Linked DNA regions of Mus musculus: region 2 is linked to region 1. Evidence: chromatin contacts called from ENCODE Hi-C or POLR2A ChIA-PET data. All regions are on one chromosome and are shown on one strand. The core of a region is the stretch at or near the end of the contact, and the rest is flanking DNA. Distances in the headings are between cores, read along the strand shown. Region 1 overlaps Rab1a (RAB1A, member RAS oncogene family). Region 2 has its middle 8.1 kb from the start of Gm39606.

Evidence for each region. A loop is a pair of places that touch in the nucleus more often than their neighbours do. ChIA-PET counts read pairs that join two places held with the same protein, here RNA polymerase II (POLR2A).
Region 2: a map of v-Abl transformed pro-B cells shows a loop between it and region 1 (2.3-fold over the local background). The contact joins two enhancer-like sites. A Hi-C loop is called at or near these places in 1 of 37 maps with a recorded cell type or tissue (v-Abl transformed pro-B cells). POLR2A ChIA-PET finds 5 or more read pairs at or near these places in 4 of 5 experiments (Patski and embryonic stem cell).

What each region holds. Positions count from the first base shown.
Region 1 is chr11:20,205,149-20,210,641 of GRCm38, reverse strand. The region is part of intron 1 of Rab1a (RAB1A, member RAS oncogene family); the gene reads right to left. Among named protein-coding and RNA genes, the nearest start is that of Rab1a, 6.5 kb to the right of the region's middle. Within about 2 kb of position 2,233, at least 1 of the 3 ENCODE cell types and tissues checked has a DNase peak (open chromatin) inside an H3K27ac peak, as active enhancers do.
Region 2 is chr11:20,458,391-20,463,883 of GRCm38, reverse strand. No RefSeq gene overlaps it. Among named protein-coding and RNA genes, the nearest start is that of Gm39606, 8.1 kb to the right of the region's middle. Within about 2 kb of position 3,042, at least 1 of the 3 ENCODE cell types and tissues checked has a DNase peak (open chromatin) inside an H3K27ac peak, as active enhancers do.

The DNA.
Region 1 (5,493 bases), core at 984-3,483:
CTCTTCCTAAGGTCAGGAGTTCAAATCCCAGCAACCACATGGTGGCTCATAACCATCCCTGACTCCTTCTTCTGGAGTGTCTGAGGACAGCTACAGTGTACCTACATATAATTAATAAATAAATAAATAAATAAATAAATAAATCTTAAAATTACTTATAAAAAAAAGTAAGAGGCAGTCTAGGCACATTTCAGAGACATCCAGATCAGGGCTGAGGACAGCTCAGTAGGAAGAATGTCTGCTTAGCATGCATGAAACCCTGGGTTTAATCACCAGTACCACGTTAACCCAGCCTAAAGACACATGCCCATACTGTAATCCTAGCCTAGAGAAGATAAAGGAGGACCATAAACCCAAGGGCATACACAGCTAAATTGTGAGGTGAAGGCTAGCCCTGAGTACAAGAAACCTATCTTGGGGCTGGAGAAATGGCTCAGGGATTATTAATGTCACATACTGCTCTGTCAGAGGATATGAACTTGGCTCACAACCACCTGCAACTCCAGCTCCAGAGAGATCCCATGCCTCAGTCCTCCACAAGCACCTACATTATATTTAAAACACTTCCACACAGATATACATAGATAGAGATAAAGTAAAAAAATTAAAATAAATATGGGACTGGAGAGATGGCTTAGTGGTTAAGAGCATTGGCTGCTGTACCAGAAGACCTAGGTTCAATTCCCAGTAATAAACAATGCAACTCACAACTATGAATAACTACTTCCAGGGGATCCAACTTCTCTGGCCTCCACAGGCACCAGCCATACACATGATATAGAGATGTGTATGCAGGTAACACACCCATCCACATAAAAAACAGATAAATACATTTTAAAAATAGGAACCTGGCCGGGTAGTGGTGGCGCACGCCTTTAGTCCCAGCACTTGGGAGGCAAAGGCAGGCAGATTTCGAGTTCAGAGTTCGAGGCCAGCCTGGTCTACAAAGTGAGTTCCAGGACAGCCAGGGCTACACAGAGAAACACTGTCTAGGAAAAAACAAACAAACAAACAAAGGAACCTGTCTCAAATAATAATTGTTGACCAGGCGATGCTGGCACATGCCCTTAATCCCAGCACTCTGGAAGCAAAGACAGGAGGATCTCTGTGAGTTCAAGACCAGCCTGGTCTACAGAGTGAATTCCAGAACAGACAGAGCTACACAGAGAAACCCTGTCTCAAAAAGAAAAAGGGAAAGAAAAGAGAGGGTTGGAGAGATGGCTCAGTGGTTACGAGCACCAATTGTTCTTCCAGAAGTTCTGAGTTCAATTCCCAGAAACCACATGGTGGCTCAAAACCATCTGTAATGGGATCTGATGCCCTCTTCTGGTGTGTCTGAAGTGTACTCATATACATAAAATAATAAGTCTTAAAAAAGAAAAAAAAAGAAAACAAAGAACGAATAACTATCAAAATCATTAAGCCAAGCACTTGCCTATAATCCTAGTACTCTGGAGACATTAAAAGAATGTTCTCCTACAAGTTTCCAGCCTGCTTCAGGCCAACAATGGCTAAGATTGCAACATAACATAAGCAAGATCCTGTCTCAAAAAGACAAAAGCCTAGATCATGAAAAAGGAGAGACCTCAGAGAACAAAGGTAACTAATATGACATAAACAGAGCATGGTAATCTGGATTGAATCTTAGGCCAGAAAAAGAACATTAGTGGAAACAGTAATGAATCAGAATTTAAAATTTTTCAATTATAAAATAAAAATAAAAAAAACAGCCAGGTGGTGGAGACTCACACCTTTAATCCTAGCACTTGGGAAGCTCCGAATTTGAGGCCAATCTGGTGGTCTACAAAGCAACTTTCAGGATGGTAAGGGCTACACAGAAAAACCTTGTTTTGAAAAACCAAAAGGAAACAAACAAACAAACAAAACCCACCAAACCAAACAAAAACAGCACAGCACACTTGTAATCCCAACACTAGGGAGACCAAAGGATTGCTGTGGCTTCTTGTCTGCCAATCTGGCCAAATCAGTCCTTTTCTTTACATGAAACTAAATACAACTTTGACACTAAGTCTCTGGAACTGAGACTGACTTTTTCAAAATACTTACTAGCATCCAGGAATTATACACTGGATTTTAGTATGGCATTTCATATCTATCTTGGTCATACTCACATGGCCCTCTCTCCTGCTCCTAAGGGTCACTGATCCCCTTCAACTAATCCTCCCTCTACTCCCATGGGGGGCGGGGTGGCGAGGAGGGATGGCAATGAATTCCATTAGGGTTGTTTACAGGAGCACAGGCACCTTGCCAGTGGCTACTCCACTGAGGAAAATGTATCTTCCTCCTGCAAATGTCCCTGAGTATTCTTAGAGAAGGCTGTGTTGGAGAACCCTTGATAATCCATGACAGGAAGTCAATGGTTCGAATTGTGGGAAGGTTCAAATTGTGGGAAGGTCTTGCATAGTGTTCATGGCTGCTTCAGTTCAATGGCTTGCTTCCATGATTTTTCACTCTCAGAAAGACTTCACAACTTCTAAGGTCCCAATAAAAACATCCAATAGACAAGAAAGAGAAAAGCAAGACAGATACACTTAACTTAAAACACTTAGGAAAAAGACCAACCTACAGTATTTAAGAGGTCAATGGGGGTGGGGGGGCTGGAGAGATGGCTCAGTGGTTAAGAGCACTGACTGCTCTTCCAGAGGTCCAGAGTTCAATTCCCAGCAACCACATAGTGGCTCACAACCATCTGTGATGAGATCCGATGCCCTCTAGTGGTGTGTCTGAAGACAGCTACAGTGTACTCATATACATTAAATAAATAAATCTAAAAAAAAAAAAAAAAAAAAAAAGAGGTCAAAGGCCACTTAAACCTAACTATAGATTTCATATTCTGTGGCTGCTGCCGTCTCTACATTTTAAGACTTAGAACTGGAGTTTACAATTTGGCCTCAGCCACAGACATGCATACACCAATAGACATAAGATAAAACTAACCCTTTTTAAATGTGTGTGTGTGTAATAAAAACTTCTCCATGAATATTTAAAGTAGATGTTTATCTAAATGTTATCTGGCTTAAATTTTAAAATTTTAGGGTTGAGGGGACGCACTTGGAGGTCATAAATTCAATCCCTGTTGGCACGAAAAGCAGAGTTTTTTTGTTTGTTTGTTTGTTTGTTTCCCTTAAATTATATTCTAGGGATGCTGAAGAGATAGCCCAGGATTTAAGAGCACTAGATGCAGAATGTTCCAGAGGATCCAGGTTCAATTCCCTTAATTCCAGATCCAGGGGATTCAACTCCCTTTTCTACCTTTCTCTAACACTAGGCATCCATTAGGTGCAGACAAATATGAGGGAAAAGCACCATAAACATAAATACTAATTTTTTAAAAATTAATATTATAGTACCAAAGCACCAATTTCAGCCCCAACTTCTACAGGAAAACAAGAATAGGCTAACCACTCCCTTCTCCTTAAAAGGCAAAGGGAGCAATTTACCAATGTCTCTTACCAAGAAAATCCAATGTGAAATTCAGACAGAGTAATAAAAAGTAAGTAACGCCTAAAATAGCTCACATAACGGCACTCAGGTTTTGTTTTCTCTCCCTTCCTTCTACTCTTTTTTTCTCTGAGAAAAGTCTTATCAGCCAGACTGCCCTGCAACCAAGACTGGCTTTAAACTCCTGACTCTCCTGGGTACTGAAATTTGCAGCCTGAACATTTTGTAAAGACTCCAAGCAGCTGCCTGTCAACCTGACAATTATAGATAGTGATGCTCTAAACACTTAAAAATCACATTCTACACAGTAAGAGTCCTAATTACTTTTCTTCTTCCAATTCTCCCCAATGGTTGGAGTATGGAATGACAGAGGCCATCTGTCTGGCATGTGCAAGTACTGGATTTGATTACCAGTCACATACACACTCACAAACAAAACAGTAAAAAACAACACTCTACTGAAAACTACATGAAAGCTGGGAATGATATTAATACACTGTCAGACAGATAATTGATTAGCCCAATTTTATACTTAAATACTTAAAAGGGAGAGGCACTTAATTGAAACAGCTCTAACCATTTCAGAAAAGCAAAGTACTACTGCTTAGATTTTCAGGGAATCTGGAGTCTCATTTTAAAGTGGAGGAGGGATGGGAAGAAAAGATCACCATCATTAAACTGCTCTGCACAAGCTCAGGGATGGTTGCTCACTTTTAATCTAAGCATCTGGGAAGTGGGCATTCAGTCATTCCCATCTACACAGTGAGGTTTGATTTGGTTTAGCTTTTTAAAACAAAGCCCAGGCTGGTCTGGAATTCACTATGTACCCCAACCTGGCCTCAAACTTCAGGCAATCCTCCTCCTTCAACCTCCCAAGTACTGGAATCACACAATGAGCCACCATACTAAGCTACTTTGTCACTTTAATTAATAAACAAGCCTGATGACTTCAGCTCAATTCTTAAGGCCCACATGGTATAAGGAGAACCTAGCCATTTCTGTGAAGCCCAGGTGCTAGTGAGAAACCTTGCCTCAAGAAAATAAATGAAAACAGGGGCTGGAGAAGTGGCTCAGTGGTTAAGAACACTGGTCCTTCCAGAAGACCCTAGTTTGGTTCCCAGCAACCACATGAGAACCTACAGCTGTCTGTAATTCAGAAGACCTCTTCTGACCTCCTAGGGCACTGCATGAACACAATAAGGGGAAACACACACATAAAATAAAATAATAAAGGTAAAAATAAATAAAATGGACGGTTCCTAAGGAATGAAACCCAAGGTTGACCTTTGACCACCAAATGCATGCACACATGTATACATGTACATCCACACTCATACAAATTCAGCTTTGAGTACACATAAACACACGAGTTTAAGGCCAGTGATAGAGCTCAGCTGGTAGAATGCTGGCCTTTTAACTACATCGCAGCACTTGGCAGGTAGAGACAGAATCAGACGTTGAAGGTCATCCTCAGTTATAAAGTGAGCTTGAGGCCAGGCTGGGATCCTTGAGACTCTGTCTCACAATAAAAAGTAAATAAAACTTCCCTAGAAACTAATAGACTATGACAAATACTTCTTATATGAGGCTAATATTAAGTCTGTGTTTATTTCTGTCTATCTCTCTTTCAAGACAAAATCCCTATGTAGCCGTTGACAGTCTGGAATTCACTAATGTACACCAGGGTGGCCTGGAACCTTCGGTGACCCTCCTGCCACTGCCTCATGTGCTCAGAGCACAGACTCCTACACCCCTGGCACTGTTTAGTATTTCAGTGTGTTAGAATAATCACTGCCTGCTTCACTACCTAGCTCTGAAAATTAAATCTTGGACTAACAACATATCTCAGTGCCTACAGCCAAGACTAAAGACAGTACGATGATCCCCGGGACCCGAGTATTTGTAGACAGAGATAACTGATTCTTGCAAGTTGCCCTTTGACCTCCACACAATCACTGTAGCGTCACATGCCCCCTCTCTAAACATACAATAAGTGTAAAAAGTCAAAGCTTTCTTCAGATCTCCAGAAAA
Region 2 (5,493 bases), core at 1,793-4,292, 250 kb before region 1:
TCTGGACTGTTTCTCCTGGGATACTGACCCAAGAAAGAACAGTAACAAGCAAGCGTTTACTCCTCTCTGCTGTGTAATTAGCCCTAAATTAAGCCACTCAGTGAGCTGGGATGCTGTTCTGTTGTTTAGGCTGGCTTCGAACTCCTGGACTCAAACAATCCTCTTGCCTCAGGCTCCTACGTAGCTGGGTTGTACACCACGGTGCCTTTTAGGAGTGGCCTGTGTTACATACAGTTTCTGTGTGTGACTGATTCCGGAACCCAGTTTGGCAGCTCTGGTTCAGAGACTCTTAGGAGCTGCAGGTATCTGACTTGACCTGAGGCTGAGCGTGGTACTTTCAAAGGACTGGCTGGTGGGTGGGGCTGGTGGGCGGGGCTGGTGGGCGGGGCTGGCGGGGTGGGGCTGGCTCTTAGTGCAAAGGCCCAGCTCCTAAAGCAGTGCTTCAGTGACTCAGGTTTAAGATTTCCATCAAAAGAGCATGATTGTGGGCCAGGTGCAGGGCAAGGGCAACAGAAGAGGAGGACGCAAGCACGGGAAACGGGAGGTGGGAGGAGGCACTGGGGGAATTGGGCTCGTGATCCCAAGAGGCAAGTGGCTTGGTGGGGACCCACAAAGGGCACTCAGCATGAAGGGATGGAGTAGAACCACTGTCACACCCAGTGAATTCCACAAGGGGGACAGAACTCTAACCCCAGGAGAATCTCAACCGTGTTCAATTGGAGATAGATCAAACATGATTGCCACCATCCTGACCTGATCTCTAAAACAGACAGCACCAGGAACGCATAGAGTGGTGGGTTCTGGAATGAAGGGACAGGAGCCTCTCCTCTCCCCTCCTCTCTTCTTTTTCTCCCTCCCTCCTCCTCCCCATATTTACAATACTGGGGAGTGAACACCCAGACTCCTACGTGCTTAAGCACTTCAGCACACAGTTACAGCCCCAGCCCAGTAATTTCTTCCCAGAGCAGGGTCACTGCATCTAAAGCCTGAGATAGAGCAGACATTTGAAGGTGGCTCTTGGCCCTCCTGAAGAACAGCTCATTCTAAAAGTGAGCGGCACCATTCCTGGACATGAGTTCTGGACTGCATTTAAAGGAGAACGCTAGTAGATCGTAGGTGTTCATCATTCTCGTCTCCTGTTTTAAGGGATGGCTTTGGCTCACAGTTCCAGGTTAGACCCTCCCTCATAGCAGGGAGGTGTGTGTACAGGATCCTGAGGGAACTAATCATGTCACATCTGTCACCAGGCAGGGGACACAAAGGGGCACACACATGCTCAGCTCTCTTTCTCATTTGTAACTAAAGCTTTATTCTACACAACTTGAAACACAGACTCTGACCCCTTTGCCATTGCAGACTGTCCATTGTTCTGGAAACTTATTACTGATTTTCTCTTTTTCTACTTATACAGCCCAGGTCCCACCCAAAATTAACTCAGAGCTTCCCACACTAATTAGTACAATCACAAGAACTTCCTAGAATGCTTAGAGGCCCAGCTCCCCAGTGGTTCCAGATTCTGTCAGGTTAACAATTAACACTAAGTTACCTAGCCAACTAGTAACCTTTCCTCTCTTGGGACAAAGGGCAACCAACCAGGCCAGGCCAGCTGAGGGTTACCTGCAGAAAAAGGGGCAGGAAGAAGGCTCATGGTAAAACTTTCTCCAGTGTTGTATCCACGAGGCAAGCATCGCTCTCCTGAGATGCCCCCAGCCCTCGTTCTAACAACTCCACCTCATGTAAAAACATTGATCTGAGCCAGGTATGGTGGCACATGCCTCTAGTTCCCTGAGTTGAGACCAGCCTGGCCTACAGAGTAAGTTTCAGGATAGCCAGGGTTACTCAGATAAACTCTGTCTTGAACCCCTGCCTCTCCCCCAAAACATATATCTGCATGTACAGGAAATGTGACAATCTCCCCTTCAGGGAGATAAGTGATAGGTGACCTTTGACCCCTTCTTTCTATTTTTTGCCCAAATTCCTTTGTGTAGAGAATGTTCTACTCATATTCAGAAGGAAGGTTTTTCTTTTCTTTCTATTATTCTTAAAAAGCTGTCATATATCCTTTTTATCTTTTTCTTCAAGATCTAGCAAAGAATGAGGAGGATTGCGCCACTGAGCCAATCCTCACACAGAACTCTTTTATTCTTTAATCTTAGAACCTTTTTTTTTTTTTTTGAGACAGCCCAGGCTGTCCTTGAACTCCTGATCCTCCTGCCTCTACCTCCTTAGTGGTAGGATTACAGACACAAGGCACCATGTCTAGTTTTTAGAGCTTTAAAAAAAGTATCCTCCCTCCACATGACAGGCAATATGGATAAAGGAACAGTCCTTTGTGTGTTCATAAGTTTTACCCATAATGTACTGCTGTGCAGCTTCCTTTGGGGTGAAGCTCCAGGCTCTGAGGGTGAAACTTCATGGGGAATGTGTGCCTAGCATATCTGAAGCCATGGGTACAACCCCTAGCACCAAAAAATAAACAAGATCTAAACCAGGTGGTGGTGGTGGTGCATGCCTTTAATCCCAGCACTCCGGAGGCAGAGACAGGCGAGCTCTGAGTTTGAGGCCAGCCTGGTCACAGAGTGAGTTCTAGAACAGCAAAGGCTACACAGAGAAACCCTGTCTTAGAACAAAGGAAAAAAAAATCTAACAAAGAATTAATCAAGCTACGTCCAACCTTACTTCAGGAGTCACTTCCTTCAGAGCATGGGAGAGGTATTAACCAATAACTCACACACCTCAGGTGGGCACTGGGCCTTGCAACCAAGCCCCCTGGAGTGCTGGAGATACCACACCACCATAGCGCCTCTCACTGGAGTGTCCACCAGGATAGTGCAGCCTTGAAGGTATGTGACACCAAGTGTCCCTTCCCCCACACTGGCTGGATATGAGCCCTGGGGTCTGAGTGGGGTGAACATTTTCTGGCTTCAAGAGCTTTCTTCTGCTTTCAGAGTCCCTTCCAGGCTGATCTTCCACTTCTCCAGAGTCCTTCGCTTTTGTGTTTGGGCCAGCAGGAAAAAAGCCCTTGGCTTGGCTCCTTATCTGTCAGGAATCCAACATTTCCAGGGGGCTTGCTTGGTTTCAAGTATTGCCCGAGTCTTTTCTTCCCTCTGTAGCTGAGCTTTTAGCCAGGATTTCTTGGCTCTTAGAAAGATCGAATGCTTGCCTCCCCGAGTGCTCTAGGTCTGTGTTTCATTTGCAGCTGCCTGGCCCTGCACTGGGCGACAGTCTCAGTCCTCCCCTGCCAGCCCATCCCATCATACAGGGCCAACAGAGGAGGTCCTTTGTGTGGTTGTCCTGCAGTGTGGGAGGGAAATGCTTCCAGTTTCCTCCACGGCCCCGTGTCTGCCTTTACCTCAGCACAGCCCAGGGGCAGGGTGGCACTGACTTCAAGAGTGCGCTGGCCATCTCCTAGACCTAGCAAAGAACGGAATGCCAACCCTAAACAGCCCTGGCCCCTAACTGCTTCTAAGTCAGATTGGGAACAGCTCAGCACCTGGTACTTTCCTGACAGAACTTTGCAGCTGATCTTTCCCCACTGGGTTTGGCAAAGCTGTAAAGATTTGGAACCAAAAGAATTCATCAGTTCTGTAGTGCATTATGCCTCAGGCTCTGCCTGCCTAGGGTCTCCTTCCTGGATTCCCCCAGGCACACCCTGACTTTGAAGTCCTCTGGCCTGATGCGTGGCTGCCAGGCCCTGGAGTACAAGTGTCAGGGAAAAGACTGTGGCTTATTTTGGTGGCATTGTTGTCACTCCACGGCCGAGAAAGCAGCTGAGCTCTAGTTTATAGGTAACGGCTGGCAGCCAGTTTAGGACATGAACACAGAAGCAGAGAACTCAAGGACTCTCCAGTGTGTCTCGATCACCAAGGGTGGCCCGTGCCCTGGCATCTATCTCCCAGAAGAGAAGCTACATGGGCAAGCAACAAGGCCTTGGCAAGGCACCCTTCTTTCCTACTGGGGACTGTAAGGGGTGGCCCCGTGCTCTGCTTGTTCCGGGTACCGTGGCTTACATGCAGATAAATAGTATTTGGAGCCTAAGGAAAGTAACTGTGACCAGTGTGCAGTTTTACCTGGTTAGGGAGGAAAGCGGTTGAGTCAGTGGGGAGGGCCTCTGACAGTTCTCACCTCAGTGAGTGTTTGGAAGACAAAGCAGGTCATGGAGAGGCTGCCTTCTTCCAGAGTTACCCAAACCCAAAAGGTTTTGAGTGCTTTGAAGATGAAGGGTCTCTGTCTTAGTTAGGGTTTCATTGCTGTGAGGAGACACCGTGACCAAGGCAACTCTTATAAAGGATAACACTTAATTGGGGCTGACTTACAGGTTCAGAGGTTCGGTCGGTTATCATTATGTTAGAAAGCATAGCAGTACGCAGGCAGACATGGTGCTGGAGGAGCTGAGAGTTCTACATTTTGATCCGAAGGCATCTAGGACGACAGTCTTCCAGACAGCTAGGAGGAGGGTCTCAAAGCCCACACCACAGTGACGCACTTCCTCTAAGGCCACACCTACTCCAACAAGGCCACACCCCCTAATAGTGCTCCTTCCTGGGCCAAGCAGAGTCAAACCACCAGAGTCCCCTTAGAAGCTTTGCACCCAGGGAGTTCCTTTGTCCTCCTGCAACATAGCAGGTAACTCCCCCTTCATTCTTGAGTTACCCTACTCATAGGCGGTCAGGCTCTAGCCTCAGATACAGACAAAAAAACTGATGCTCGGAGTTTGTCCGACTGCTCAAGGTCTGTGAGCGCCAGAGCCATGAAGCCAGTGAGGTCTCAGGCAGGGGCTGGGGATGCGATGCGAGACCCTGTCTCCAGCACCCACTGGCAGTCCCCAGATCCCAGCTCTGGCCCTGCAGGACCTCAGCTCAGGAACACACTGTGGGGTTAGAGGAAGCCTTGCTGCGAGGGGAAGCTGGATCTTGTTTGTATCACACTCCGCTGGCACATCGTGAAGCAAGAGCTCTGTTGTAGCTGAGCTGGTGCACAAAGTCATTGCATGGTGTGCATCCAATGAGGGAAGTAATCCACTCCGAAGCAGGGCGCTGAAGACACCAGGAGCTAGAGGAGAAGGCTGAGAATCACAGCCAGCCAAAGTGATTGGGGTCCCATGTAAAGGAAGCTGTCTGGGAGGCTTCCAGCAGGATCAAATATGGAAGCCTGTGTTTCCTGACGCTTGTCATTTGGTGGGCTTGTGCAAGTCTTGACCTTTTGACCTCTAAGACCCTCACTAGAGAGACTTCTGAGGCCAAGCACCTTGGACCCTAGAATGTCCTTTTGTTCCCAGTCACTGCCATTGTTACTTAGCCACAGAGAGAGAGGTACAACACCAGAAATAAAGAAGCAAAGTGAGCTGGAGGTCAGGAGTTCAAGACCGCCCTCAGCTAAAATATGTGTTCCAGCTCACCTGGGTTACACACACACACACACACACACACACACACACACATATATACACATACACACGCACACACACACACACACACACACACACACTGAATG